Linked DNA regions of Homo sapiens: region 2 is linked to region 1. Evidence: chromatin contacts called from ENCODE Hi-C or POLR2A ChIA-PET data. All regions are on one chromosome and are shown on one strand. Each heading gives the region's core, a stretch centred on a gene start or an enhancer-like site at or near the end of the contact. The rest is flanking DNA. Distances are from core to core; before and after follow the strand shown. Region 1 holds the start of EPB41 (erythrocyte membrane protein band 4.1). Region 2 overlaps MECR (mitochondrial trans-2-enoyl-CoA reductase).

The links. A loop is a pair of places that touch in the nucleus more often than their neighbours do. ChIA-PET counts read pairs that join two places held with the same protein, here RNA polymerase II (POLR2A). Pooled maps may share reads with other maps.
Region 2: a loop to region 1 is called in a pooled map, with 4 times the contacts of the local background. The contact joins the enhancer-like site here to the promoter of EPB41 in region 1. A Hi-C loop is called at or near these places in 2 of 168 maps with a recorded cell type or tissue (breast epithelium and transverse colon) and 10 of 50 pooled maps. POLR2A ChIA-PET finds 5 or more read pairs at or near these places in 5 of 52 experiments (A673, AG04450, H1 and 2 more).

The regions. Positions count from the first base shown.
Region 1 is chr1:28,910,836-28,917,636 of GRCh38, forward strand. It overlaps EPB41 (erythrocyte membrane protein band 4.1), which reads left to right and starts at 3,734. Exons shown (of 21, transcript NM_001376013.1): 1 at 3,734-3,933. RefSeq lists a silencer at 3,499-4,158 and an enhancer at 4,379-4,538.
Region 2 is chr1:29,199,564-29,206,364 of GRCh38, forward strand. MECR (mitochondrial trans-2-enoyl-CoA reductase) reads right to left here. Exons shown (of 10, transcript NM_016011.5): 5 at 3,568-3,670; 6 at 2,380-2,482; 7 at 953-1,026. Among named protein-coding and RNA genes, the nearest start is that of SRSF4, 21 kb to the left of the region's middle. RefSeq lists a silencer at 3,469-3,558. Within about 2 kb of position 3,473, at least 7 of the 41 ENCODE cell types and tissues checked have a DNase peak (open chromatin) inside an H3K27ac peak, as active enhancers do.

The DNA.
Region 1 (6,801 bases), core at 2,484-4,983:
ACACAAGGGGTAGGGGGTGGGGAGGTAATGGTGGGCTCAGCTGGCAGGCGAGATAGAGATGGTCCTTAGGGACCCCATCCTGGGGCTTGGGGCATAGCACAGCTGCCACCCAGATGTGAGCATGGAGCAGAGCTGTTTCTGCCTTGGAAATTAGCCTCAGAGACGGTGCTTGGGACCTTTACCCTTGGTACCTGATGGCAGTCTCTGCAGGGTGAGCTGGGACTGGATACCTGGTTTGCAGAAGTCTGAGAGGGCAGATGGGCCCAGGAGTAAAGGTAGTTTTTCCACCTTCATATTAGGCATTACTTATACCCCCACATCTTCCTATGTGATAGGCCTGGCAACACTCAGAGATTGGGCACTTAGCCTAACAACTGAAGATGTGTGTCTAAAATAACAAAAATTCCTCATGTGTGGATAGTACTTTACAGTTTACAAAGCCCTTTCATCTCCAGGCTAAGAATTAAAAGCCAGCACTGGAATTCAGGTCTTTCAGATTCTAAAGCCTGAGTCAATGGATTATGGTGTGTTATTGCATGGCACTCTGAATTTCAGAGTAGTTCATACCTGCCTTGTGTCTAGCCTTTTGCTGTTAGCCTGAGACCTCTACTTATTTGCAGAGTAAGGATTATTAAATGCTACATATTCTTTGCATCCAATTAGATGTGCCATTGGCTAGCACTTCATGGCATAGAGAATACTGGGCTTTCATGAATCTGAATTTGCTGGATAACTTGGTGGTGGTGGAGATGGTAAACCACTGGTAATTGGTCTTCTATACTCATCCTTCAAGGTACCAGATTTTCCTGTCTGATTGGTGAAGGAAGCCTGAGGCACAGAGGTGGTAGGACTAGAACTCTGAATAAAAAGCACAGCTGAACCTGAGGACTTGAGGCAGGAGACCAGAGTATTTAAGAACAGGTGTGGCCAGGCATGGTGGCTCATGCCTGTAATCCCAGCACTTTGGGATGCTGAGGTGGGTGGATCACCTGAGGCTGGGGGTTCGAGACCAGCCTGACCAACATGGAGAAACCCCATCTCTATTAACAATACAAAATTAGCCAGGCGTGGTGCACATGCCTGTAATCCCAGCTACTCACGAGGCTGAGGCAGGAGAATCGCTTGAACCTGGGAGGCAGAGGTTGCAGTGAGGTGAGGCGAGATCGTGCCATTGCACTCCAGCCTGGGCAAAAAGAGCGAAACCCCTTCTCAAAAAAAAACAGGTGCTTCACCCCTCATACACAGAATGACCCTGGCCAAGTCACCTGACCTCACTAAGACTCAGTTTCCTTATATGTAAAATGAGGATGTTCATTAACTCATTCAACAAATATTTATTGAGCGTATACTGTTCTGGGAGATGAATACAGATACAGTCCCTGCCTTCCTGAGCTTGCAGTCTAGTGGGTCTAGATTACAGCAATTTATTTGAGAGGCACAATAAATAATAAATATATAGTAGAAAGTCAAGTAGGGTAAGTGCTATGAAGCAAATTAAAGCAGGATAAGGGTGTTTGAGTGGAGGGTGTTTTAGATGGTATAGTCAGGTGGTTTTCAAGGGGTTTTATGATGTTTCAAATGGACAATTTACATAACGTGCTCAGCTCAGTGCTAACAACAATTGCATGCTTAACAAATATATTATTATATTTGCCAGTTCCACACCTCTCAGTCCACATTTTAGTCTCTGAATAGTAATAATAATTAACACACATAGATCTTACTATGAGCTAGGCACTGCTCTAAGTCCTTTACATATTTTAACTCATTTAATTCTGTTTTCCTTTTTCTTTTTTTTGAGATGGAGTCTTGCTCTTGTCACCCAACCTGGAGTTCAATGGCATGATCTCGGCTCTCTGCAACCTCCACCTCCTGGGTTCAAGTGATTCTCCTGCCTCAACCTCCGAGAATAACTGAGATTACAGGTGCCTGCCACCAGGCCCAGCTAAGTTTTGTATTTTTAGTAGAGATGGGGTTTCACCATTTGGCCAGGCTGGTCTCGAACTCCTGACCTCAGGTGATCCGCCTGCCTCAGCCTCCCAAAGTTCTGGGATTACAGGCATGAGCCACCATGCCTGGCCTAATTCTTACAGTAACTCTGTGAGGTGGGAACTATTATTATCCTTCTCCCTCCCCCAACCCTCGTTTTTGTTTTTAGGGATGGAGTCTTGCTCTGTTGCCCAAGCTGGAGTGGAATGGCATGATCCTAGCTCACTGTGGCCTTGAACTCCTGTGCTTGAGCAATCCTCCCACCTCAGCCTCCCACTATAGGTGGGAGTCCCAGCTACTTGGACATATTATCCCCTTTTATGGTGTTGAAAAATGAGGCACAGCCGGGCGCGGTGGCTCAAGCCTGTAATCCCAGCACTTTGGGAGGCCGAGAAGGGCGGATCACGAGGTCAGGAGATCGAGACTAACACGGTGAAACCCCGTCTCTACTAAAAATACAAAAATTAGCTGGGCGTGGTGGTACACGCCTGTAGTCCCAGCTACTCGGGAGGCTGAGGCAGGAGAATCGCTTGAACCCGGGAGGCAGAGGTTGCAGTGAGCCGAGATTCCGGCACCGCACTCCAGCCTGGTGACAGAGCGAGACTCCGTCTCAAATAAATAAATAAATAAATAAAAGAAAAATGAAAATCAAACCATTAGAAAAGGCTGGAGACTAAGAATTGAACCCAGGCAATCTGTTTCCAGAGGCTGTGCTGGGATCGTGAAGGGGCTGTGATTAGATATCAGGAATGTCTAGCTGGCATCTACAGACTCTGCTGTCAGATGGCCTGGCTTCTTATCCTGTCAGTTTTAAGTCTCTCTGCTTCAGTTTCCTCATCTCTAAAATAGAACACCAGATCCTATCTTACCTTCTAGGTATCATGCTTAAAACAAAAGCCTTCTTTCTGCACTGTGGGTCCGAAGCCTGTTCACAGACCAGCCTAGCAGGGAGTAGGAAGGGTCAAGGGGTCTCTGACACTTCTGGAAGGAAATAAAGACACACTAAGCAATTGTCAGAGCAACCCTCAGTTCATCTGGAGACCAGACCTCGGAAGCTAGGTCTTTATAATGTTGAGATTGCCAGGGGGGAATTAGGAGATCCTTAAATGCAGAAGACAGGTTCAATCTTGGCGTGGTCTCAACACTTAGCTTCCATTTCAGGCCTTACACAGCTGGCACGAGAGGTAAAGTCTCATCGAATGTCAGGGTTGGAAGGGCGCCTAGAGACAGTCAAACTAGTGGATGGGGAAACTGAGGTACAGAGAAGCTGAGTGACTTACCCGAGGTCACTAAGCGTTTAGGGGGAGTCAGTTGGGGTAGCCTGGCTACAACCTCTACGCGAGTTACTTCCCTGAGGCTTCCAAATCTCGGCCTCTTACTTGGAAGGAGGAAAGGGCCTCACCGTCCAGGGCTCTAGCTGCCTCATGCCCCACGTGGGTGCTGCGGGATCCCGGAACACCCCGGCTCCAGACCGGGTTCGACTTGCGCGTGCGCACACGCGGCCAGCCCCTTGCCTTTTCCTCTCTCTTTTTCGTTCCCCTCTCCTCTCCTTACCGGCCTAGGGGAGGGGGGAAACAAGGGGAGCTAGAAGTTGGCCTCAGCCAATGGGCGGACGGGCCGCGGGCCCGGCCCCCTCCTTCCCTCCGGCGCGGCCCAATAGAAATTTACTACAATGTTGTGGCGAACTGAGGGGGAGGGGCGCGGGCCGGCGGGCGGGCTGCGGGCCGGGCTGGCCTCGCCTCGCAGAGGGAAGGCGGGAGGGCGCGCGCCAGGGTCGCTCGCTCGCTCCCTCCCTCCGCTGGTGCGTTTAGTCAGTCAGCCAGCAGCAGCCGGCGGGCCCGCGAGCCGCAGAGGGCCCGAGCCTCGGACGCCGGCGCCTCCTCCTGCCATTGTTCGTCGGGCTGCAGCAGTGGCGGGCGCAGGAGCCCGGCCCCGGAGCCACCGGTGAGGCGAGGCGGCGGCGGCGGCGCGGGAGCCGGGGCGGTGGGCGTGGAGCTGTCCCCGTGGGGACGGTCCTGGCGGCCGCGGCGGCGCTGCAGCCTCTTTGTCTGCAACCCCCGACAGGCCCCGGGCCGGGGCGCGGGCTCTCCCGCGGAGGAGCCTCGTGTGCACGCCGAGTCGCCAGCCGGGACGCGGCCCGAGGAGCGAGGGGCGGGCCAGAGCCGCTGAGGAAAGGGGAAGGGGTTGCGTCGCGGGAGTGTTGGAAAGTTAGGCTTGAGATGTATTTTTGACGGTCCCCTCGGGTGCGTCAATCACGGTGCGGTGTGCAGGAGCCTCGGGAGGAAACCAAATGCGGAGAATCGCAGGTTTCAGACGGTGAAGGTGTTGCGTGCAGCCGCGGAGCGATTTCTTCCTGGCGAGGGAGCTGGGCTGTCTGCAGAAGTCAGGCGGAATCTGAGGACTGCAGGGAGCCCTGGCAAGACTTCGCAGGCCTTCCCGCCACCGACGCCTGCATCATTGAAAAACATGTTCCCCCTTAGTCTTCTGGGTTCCCAGCGAGCAGAGGGTTAAATCTATTCTCTCAGCGTCGTGACCTCCTTTTTCAGTTCGCGCATCTGTCGGCTTGGAAATCTTCCTCCGTGCTCGCTGGGCTGCTGTACCTGTGGAGAGGCCGGGTCTGGGCTCGCCCTCCGAGATTGACCAGCAGGCCATTATTCCTGGGGAGGTTTTGCCAAAACAGGTCATGCTCCCCAAGAACAGGCATTCTCTTGAGAAAAAGTGATCTCACGTGAAACAGATTGCTGATGGACTGGTTTCTGGCCACATGATAGCGACTGTCATCCTGTTGTTTCTTTAACTGTACCCTGTACCCTGCCATAAATGACTAGTCTGTGGAGACTTGTTTTTTGGCATGTAGTTGTTCATTAGGAGATAGTTTTTTCTTTTTCCTTTTTTTTTTTCAGATGCTTTTTTTTTTTTTTTTTTTTGTAGTCTGGGTGATTTCACAGCTGCTATTTTCTTCCCTTCTGTTTTTAGGGAAAATTGCAAGAAATGGTTGTGTCTTGTGTCTTGGATATTATTATAGTGGATTTATACTCTCTTGAGGATGTACTGTAGTCAATGCTGTTGCTCATTGTTGTTTTCTGTATTCTCAGTCCTGGCAAAAATTTTAGTTGGTTTGATCCCTTTAATCAAAAGCAGGATATATAGCCCGTATATGTTTCTTCCCGTCCCAGTTTTGTTAATGTAGCACTAACCCCTACTTTTTATGGAAACTTGATGTACTCTTCATTTTCCTTTTCTGTAAATTGAAAGTGTAATCAGTTCTTCGCCAGTTGTAAAATTTTTGGTTTGGGGTGTTATTAATATAATCCATGTAGCGTACATGCTATCTGGCGTACAGTAAGCACTCAATAAATGGCAGATTCAAAAATAGATGTAATAACTGAACACCAGATTGCCTTAGAATCAAAGTAGTTAATTCAGTGTGCTTTCTATAAGAAGCTTATAATTAAGGTAAATATAGATATTATTCATACACCTGGGGAAACAAGTACAGTATATCTTTGGCACTATTAAAAGTGAACTATGTCGGGCACGGTGGCTCACGCCTGTAATCCCAGCACTTTGGGAGGCCAAGGCGGGTGGATCACTTGAGGTCAGGAGTTCGAGACTAGCCTGGCCAGCATGGTGAAACCCCATCTGTACTAAAAATGCAAAAAAGTAGCTGGGTGTGGTGGCATGTGCCTGTAATCCCACCTACTCAGTAGGTGGAGGCAGGAGAATCGCTTGAACCTAGGAGGCGGAGGTTGCAGTGAGCCGAGATTGCACCACTGCACTTCAACCTGGGCAACAGAGCAAAACTGTCTCAAAAAAAGGTGAACTCATTGTTGAACATAAGTTCAGAATGCCAACCTTCTGATTCCTCTGTCTTCTACCAACAAAACTATACATTTTTCCTTGTATGTTTGAATTCAGGCTTAGAAATAAATGTTTTTAATCTGTAGGTTTTACCAAAATTCTCCCAACAATTTTTTTTTTTTTTAAACAGGGTCTCATTCTGTCACCCAGGCTGGAGTGCAGTGGCATGATCACGGCTCACTGCAGCCTTAAACTCCTGGGCTCAAGTGATCCTCCTGCCTCAGCCTCCCTAGTAGCTGGGACTATAGGCGTGTGCCCCCATGCTTGGCTAATGTCTTTTTATTTTTTGTAGAGACAGTCTCACTATGTTGCCTAGGGTGGTCTTGAATTCCTGGACTCAAGAGATCCTCCTCCCTGGGCCTCCCAAAGTGCTGGGATTACAGATGTGAGCCACCTCACCCGGCCTCTCCCAACATTTATTAAGTGTTTTATACCAAATGTCTTGTAAGTTCTTATGCAATATGGCTACAATCTACCTTTCCACCTTTATTCTCCTTATTTTTTGTATTGTGCAACCAAATAGAACTACTCTGTAATAACCCTTGCTTTGCCATCTCTCTCTCTGTGTGTGTGTGTGTGTGTATGTGTGTGTGTGTATTTATTTATTTATTTTGAGATGGAGTCTTACTCTGTCACACAGGCTGGAGTGCAGTGGCATGATCTCAGCTCACTGCAACCTCCACCTCCTGGATTTAAGCAATTCTCCTGGCTCAGGCTCCCAAGTAGCTGGGATTACAGGCGCTTGCCATCATGCCCACCTAACTTTTGTATTTTTAGTAGAGTTGGGGTTTCACCATGTTGGTCAGTATGGTCTCGATTTCTTGACCTCGTGATCCACCCGCCTCGGCCTTCCAAAGTGCTGGGATTACAGGCATGAGCCACCGTGCCTGGCCCTGTATACATATGTTTTTAGAGACAGGGATCTTACCTTGTTGCCCAAGCTGGAGGGCA
Region 2 (6,801 bases), core at 2,223-4,722, 290 kb after region 1:
ATGCATTAATATTGTCAACAGGGCTTATCCCCCTTGGTAGTGGGGTGATAGGTAACTTTTTTTTTTCTTTTTTGAGATGGAATCTCCCTTTGTCACCCAGGCTGGAGTAGAGTGGTGTGATCTCGGCTCACTGCAACCTCCACCTCCTGGATTCAAATGATTCTCGTGACTCAGCCTCCCAAGTAGCTGGGATTACAGGTGCCTGCCACCACACCTGGCTAGTCTTTTTGTATTTTTAGTAGAGATGGAGTTTTGCCATGTTGGCCAGGCTGGTCTTAAACTCCTGGCCTCAAGTGATCTGCCTGTCTTGTTGGGATTACAAGCATGAACCACTATGCCTGGCCAGGTAACTTAAAAAAAAAATTAATTTTTTTTTTTGTAGTGATGGGGTCTCACTATGTTACCCAGGCTGGTCTCGAACTCCTGGCCTCAAGTGATGCTTCCTCCTTGGCCTCCCAAATTACTGGGATTATAGGCATGAGCCACAGTGCCCAGCCAACAGGAAACTTTTATGCTTAAGTTTTCCTTTGCACTTTTACATGTTTTCAAAATGTTTTGTAATAAGCATAATGTTACCTTTAAAATTAGAATCTATTTTAAAAGCTAATACAAATTTTGAAAGGTTAAATAAGTTAGGACTAAGTGACTTTTTCAGACATCCCTAGGTTATAAATCCTTGACTATTCCTCTATGGCAGGCAGCTTAGCAGTCTACTTCTGGGGTCCCTTGGAAAAATAAAGCTGGATAGGCCAAAATTTTGGTCATCTGCAAAGGGGAAGGCTGAGAAACCAGTGCCCAAATAGCTGGATGACTTTGGTCCTAGTTTCCACTCAACATTGTGCTGACCTGGACTTGGCTCGAACTGGCGATGGGACTCAGTCACTTGATGGTCCTCCCAGCTAAAGACCTGGAGAGCTCTGGCGAGCTGGACCTGCAGGCCCAAGGGACTTACGCTAACTGCCGCAGCAGCTCTGTGGAGCTTTTCCCACCAACACAGTTGAGAGCAAGCCGTGGCTGGGGCATGTCCTGGAAAACAACAAAAGTGCAGTGAGGGAGCATCCCCGCTCTACATATGGGGTCTGAAGCTTGCCCAAGTGCTGTGTTAAAAGGAGGGAGTAAATGAGATGTTTATGCCTTTGTTTGCGTGCACGTACTTATGTATATGTGTGTGTGTTTATGCCTTTGAACTCACCTTTTTCTCTGCTTAGGAAGTGTCTTTTCTTTCTTTTTTCTTTTTCTTTCTAAGACAGGGTCTCGCTCTGTTACCCAGGCTGGAGTGCAGTGGTGCAATCATGGCTCACTGCTACCTTACCCTCCTGGGCTCAAGCAATCCTCCCACCTCAGCCTCCCAAGTAGCTGGGACTGCAGATGAGTATCATGATGACCAGATAATTAAAAAAAAATGTTTTTTTGTAGAGACAGAGGTCTCACTATGTTGCTCAGGCTAGTCTCAAACTCTCAGACTCAAGCAATCCGCCTGCCTTGGCCTCCCGAAGTGCTGGGATTACAGGCATGAGTCACCTCATCCAGCCAAGAAGGGCCTTTTCTGTAGCAACTTAATCCTGTTGTCCATTTTAGGACCTGGCAGAACTCATCTTCTCTGGGAAAGAATAGGCAAAGGGCATCTGCATGCAGTTTGGTGGGTTTCAGCTCCCTGTGTGCCCCCCTTTTCAGTTCTTTGACTCAGCTGATATTATATATGCTGATCTACTGCTTCAGAAATGTTCGCAAGAAGCGCATGCTCTTGAGTGTGTGTCTTTGGTTCCTCCAGATGGTTCAGTGAAAAGGGGCTGAGGGTCTGGTCACTTACTAGGCATGTTGTGGGGTGGAGGTTCTGGAAGGTTAAGAGGCTTTGAGTTCGGAGAGACTGAGGCCAGCTCTGACTCTCTGGAGCCCTTATAAACTATATGATTTTGGTTAAGCATTTCCTCTTTTCTGAGTCTTAGTTTCCTAATCTGTAAAACAGATAACAGTTCCTTTGAAAAGCTTTTGTGGAAATCATCAGATAAAATGTAAGGCAGGTGGTTGGGAAAGGTTACTTCTTTTCTTTCTCTTTCTGTGTCTCTGTTTCCTCAGGTCCTCTCCTGCCAGTTCTAAGAGTCACACATGTGGGCTGATGCGGCCCACCACAAACGTTTAAACTGCAAGTCATACTGGGTTTCCTAAACTCTGTTTCTCATGCCTCCCTCCCAGCATCTGGGCACTTAATGCGTGCTGCCTGCCGCCTGGCTAGGGGGAATGGGCTTTAACCAACCAAGAGGCAAAGGGAGGTTTCCAGAGAGGAACAATGGGGCCAGTCCCCAGTTTCTCTAATGCATGTCAACTTTCTTCAGGGAGATGTGCGTGGACTGGAGGGGCAATGTCCCTCTTCCTAGGTACCTTAAAGAAGTTTTTCATTTCGGGCCTTCTTAGCTCCTCTTCTGTGATGACATGCTCAGCCCCCAGACTCTTCAGTCTGTCACTCAGCTTCTGGATATCAGGTCTGGAAACCAAACATAGGTCCCTGGTCACATCTGCCAGCTTTTTCCACCAAAGCCCCCCAGGACCTCTCTGCCACAGCTGGGAGAACCCGTGCTTCTTTTTGCAGGAAGCTGGGATTAGGTTTAAGCCAGGCTTGAGCAGGGACCAGCCACCTAATTTCATGCAGCTTCAATAGCTCTTGGCTGTCTCCTCACTGGCAACAGAGTGAGACTGGGTGGTTTTCACAGGCCCTGACAGCTCAATAGTGTTAGAAGCCATCTGTGCCCAGGGAGAAGTCACTTAACTTCCTGATTTCTTCTACTGAAAGGACAAACTCCACTTCCCCCCTCTTTTCAAGTGGTTCTTCAGAGTGTTGGACATACACAGTCTAGACCAGGAGTGGCTCTGGGTCTCTTTGGTTAAGGCAAATGGAATTATTTTTGCGAGTACAACTGAGGAACTGAAGCTGGTGTCGATTATACTAAGAGTGGGCTTCCATGACAGCCACAGCCACATTCATGGACAGTGAGGCCTAGAGAAACTGGACGATATGATGGAAAGAGAGTAAGTGAGGAAACCGAGTCTATTACTGACTTGCTGTGTCTTCCAGGGCAAGCTGCTCCCTGAAACTTCAGTTTCCTCATCTGTAAAAGACAGATGACAAACCTGCCCCTGTCTCCTTCACGTCTGTATTTAGCGCACTTCCAAGTACCACACAAAAGCAAGGGTAAAGGGGCCTTGGGTTAGACAGTTCACAGAAAGAATAATACAGCTCAAATCATTCCCAAATATCAACTGGGGTTTTGAAAACATGAGGTTATCACAAGCCAAGAGTCTCAGAAAGTCTTAGCTATTCAGTAAGGGCAGTCTCCACCTCCTTCCTGCCCTCTCTTTACATGTCAGATTCACTCATCCTATCGCCAAAAGCCAGCTGGACTTCATTTCTTAGGACTGACTCATCTGTTTCAGCCGCCAACTGTTAGCGATGCCTAAAGCCAGTTTATGCTTATGCAAGGGCGCCCTCTGGTGGACAACTGGGCACCGCAGGGATGGGAGGTGGGAAAGACCCAAGACATGGTCTGGGATGAAGCCTCCTTCCCCACGCACCTGTCTCGGACCACATTGATGGTTCTTAGGCCCAGGGCTGCGGCGATCTGGATGACTGCTTGCCCCACTCCGCTGTTGGATGCATTCTGGATGACAGAATCCCCTGTGGAGCCAGGAAGAGAACCAAATCAAGCCCTGTATAGATCTGCAATAGGTCAAAGGCTCCCAGCCGGGGATCCTTCTGTAGGCAAGGGAGTCCTCAGGCTCAACAGGGACCCAGGACCTGGCTGCTGAGTCTTCTCAGACCTTCCACTGTTTCTCACTGTTCTCCTAATGCCTCCTAAACTTCCACAACACTCACGATGCCTCCCAGGACTTGGCAACTCAGCATCTACACTGGATATAATTTAGACCCTGCCCTGCTATGTAAAATATTTTATAGCCTTCGTCATCCTCCCAACTTTTATGTCCTCAAGTCTTTACTTAGGTTATTTCCTTGGTTTGCAATGTTTCCCTCCTTCTCTCTTCCTTCCTATTGAAATCCTGTAGATCCTTTGAAGCGCAGCTCAAGTGCAGCCTTCATGAAGCCTTCCTGGATTGTTCCCTCTATGTGCTCCCACAGTGCTCTGTGGGCATCTGTATTAATGCACATACCACGGTCTGCCCCATCTTACACTTCATTGTATATAGGTCCATTTCTATCAACAGCTTGCAGCTTCTTGAGAGGGAAGGGTCATGCCCTATTCCTCTCTGCAGTGTTTAATAAAGGTGCACTGCCTTGAAATGGGATTACAGCTGCGCTGGAGAAACTGGCAGCCCCTGAAACAGGGTCCTACAGTTCTGTGGCAAAGCCCAGGTTTAGCTTTGGACCTGGCCATTGGGGAAGGCGGTGTGACATGCTGGGAAAAATGTGGGCTCTGGAATGAGACAGATCTGGGCATGAGTCTCAGTTTCACCAATGATTGTAACTAAACAGACAGGGCAAGTCATGACCTCTGTGAACTTCAGTTTCCTTCCCTTAAAATATAATCCCAGCTACTAGGGAGGCTGAGGCAGGAGAATCGCTTGAACCCGGGAGGTGGAGGTTGCAGTGAGCTGAGATCGCGCCACTGTACTCCAGCCTGGGTGACAGAGCGAGACTCCCTCTATTAAAAAAAAAAAGTGCCCCCGATTAGAGTCAAATGCATCGTGTCCGGGAAAGTGCTTTGTTGAATTTGAAATGCTATCTGGTTTTTGAGAGGCAGCAGGGATCTGTCACACAACGGGCTGAAACTAGAGATAGAGGACTTCCTGGAAGAAGAATGCCCACTCGTCTTCACCAGGGGTCAACGTACAGGTTGTCACCCACCAGTGGATTATGAATCAATCTAGTTGGTTGCAAGCACCTTTTTTTTTTAAAGTTAAAATTGAGAAGAGAATAAAAAATAACAGAGTATGTCACACATAGTAAGGGTATTTCACGAAACTTTGGTTTCCATTATATATATATTCCTATTTGTATAAACTGATCACAATATAAAATGTAATTCTTACCATGTGTCAAGATCCTAAGTTTATTCAACAGTGATCTAGTTCAGGCCATATCAGCCTTGAGGCAGGAAAGTGGAGAGGTGTGCAGTGGGTACTTAGGGTGGGCAGCGTCGAAATGCCTAGATCTGTTACTACAGCTGCAGCCTAAATGGGAGGTGGCTTTAGGGCATGGGATGCAAGCAAACAAAGTGTCTGCTGCACTAGGACTCCAGCAAAGGTCCCTGGTCACAGCCACTGGCTTTCTCCACCAAAGGCTCCCAGGAACCATCTGCCATAGTTGCAAGAAACCTATATTTCTCTTGTGGGAACTGGCATCGGCTTTCAGCCAGGCCTTGGACAGTGGCTGGGCACCATGTTTCATCACACTCCAACAACTGTGGGCCTCAGTTTCTTCGCTGGTATGAGAGGTGGCTTGGGTGAGTTCTACAGCCACTGCGGCTCACGGATGTGCATGGATGTGCATGGTGTGCAGAGGCAGCCCAGGAGGTTAATGCCCTTAGGGCGACCCTTAAACAATGGGGTGTGAGAATTAGTGGAAAACTGGCCCAGCCTCTCATCATTCAAGGGTTAGTTTTTGTTTTGTTTTGTTTTGTTTTGTTTTTGAGATGGTGTCTTGCTCTGTTGCCCAGGCTGGAGTGCGGTGGTGCAATCTTGGCTCACTGCAACTTCCGCCTCCCGGGTTCAAGCGATTCTCCTGCCTCAGCCTCCTGAGTAGCTGGGGTCACAGGCGCTGCCACCACGCCGGGCTAATTTTTGTATTTTTAGTAGAGACGGGTTTTCACCATGTTGGCCAGGCTGGTCTCAAACCCCTGACCTCAAGTGATCTGCCAGCTTCAGCCTCCCAAAGTGCTGGGATTACAGGCATGAGACACCATGCCTGGCCTTAAGGGTTAATTCTGCAGTGGGTTCTGAGAGTCTTCAGAGGGCCCCAGCAAGACTGAGCAGGCCGGCTGGGGGTGGGTGGCTCGCGCCTGTAATCCCAGCACTTTGGGAGGCTGAGGTGGGCGGATCACAAGGTCAGGAGTTAGAGACCAGCCTGGCCAATATGGTGAAACCCCATTTCTACTAAAAATACAAAAATTAGCCAGGCATGGTGGCAGGCACCTGTAGTCTCAGCTACCTGGGAGGCTGAGGCAGGAGAATCCCTTGAACCCGAGAGGTGGAGGTTGCAGTGAGCCCACGCCACTGCACTCAAGCCGGGGCGACAGAGCACGACTGTCTCAAAAAAACAGCCGGAGCAGTAGTTGCCCGCAGCAGTAACCGGGCTTCATGGGCTTTGCCTCCATCTCTGTCTCACTCTCCCCACTCCCCTTCATTTCTTCTTCCCAAACAAACTCTCTGCACCCAGTGCTGGTCTTAGGCTCTGCTTTCAGAGAAACCCAAATAAAAACACTTGGCTCTGTCATTTACTCCCTGGCTGATCTCATGCAAATAGTTTACCTTTCTGGACCTCAGTTTTCCCATTTATGAAAGGGAAGAAGAATATAAGCAGCGGACAGTCTCTGCACTGTATGCCCAGCACTGTGTGAAGTATTATGCTGTAGTGTTTCACCCTCCACGTTCTTTATTCTCCATTTTACAGAAGAAAAATCTGATGATTTGAGAGGCAAATTCACAGTCAGGGAAAGGTGAAGCCTGGGGTCAGACCCAGGTTATCTGCCCAGAGCTTGAGCTCTTAACCAATGATGGTACCAACCTTACTGCAATGCTGTGAAGATTTCATGCACTCAACGGGGATAATGCCTGTCAACGCACTTCTGTGAA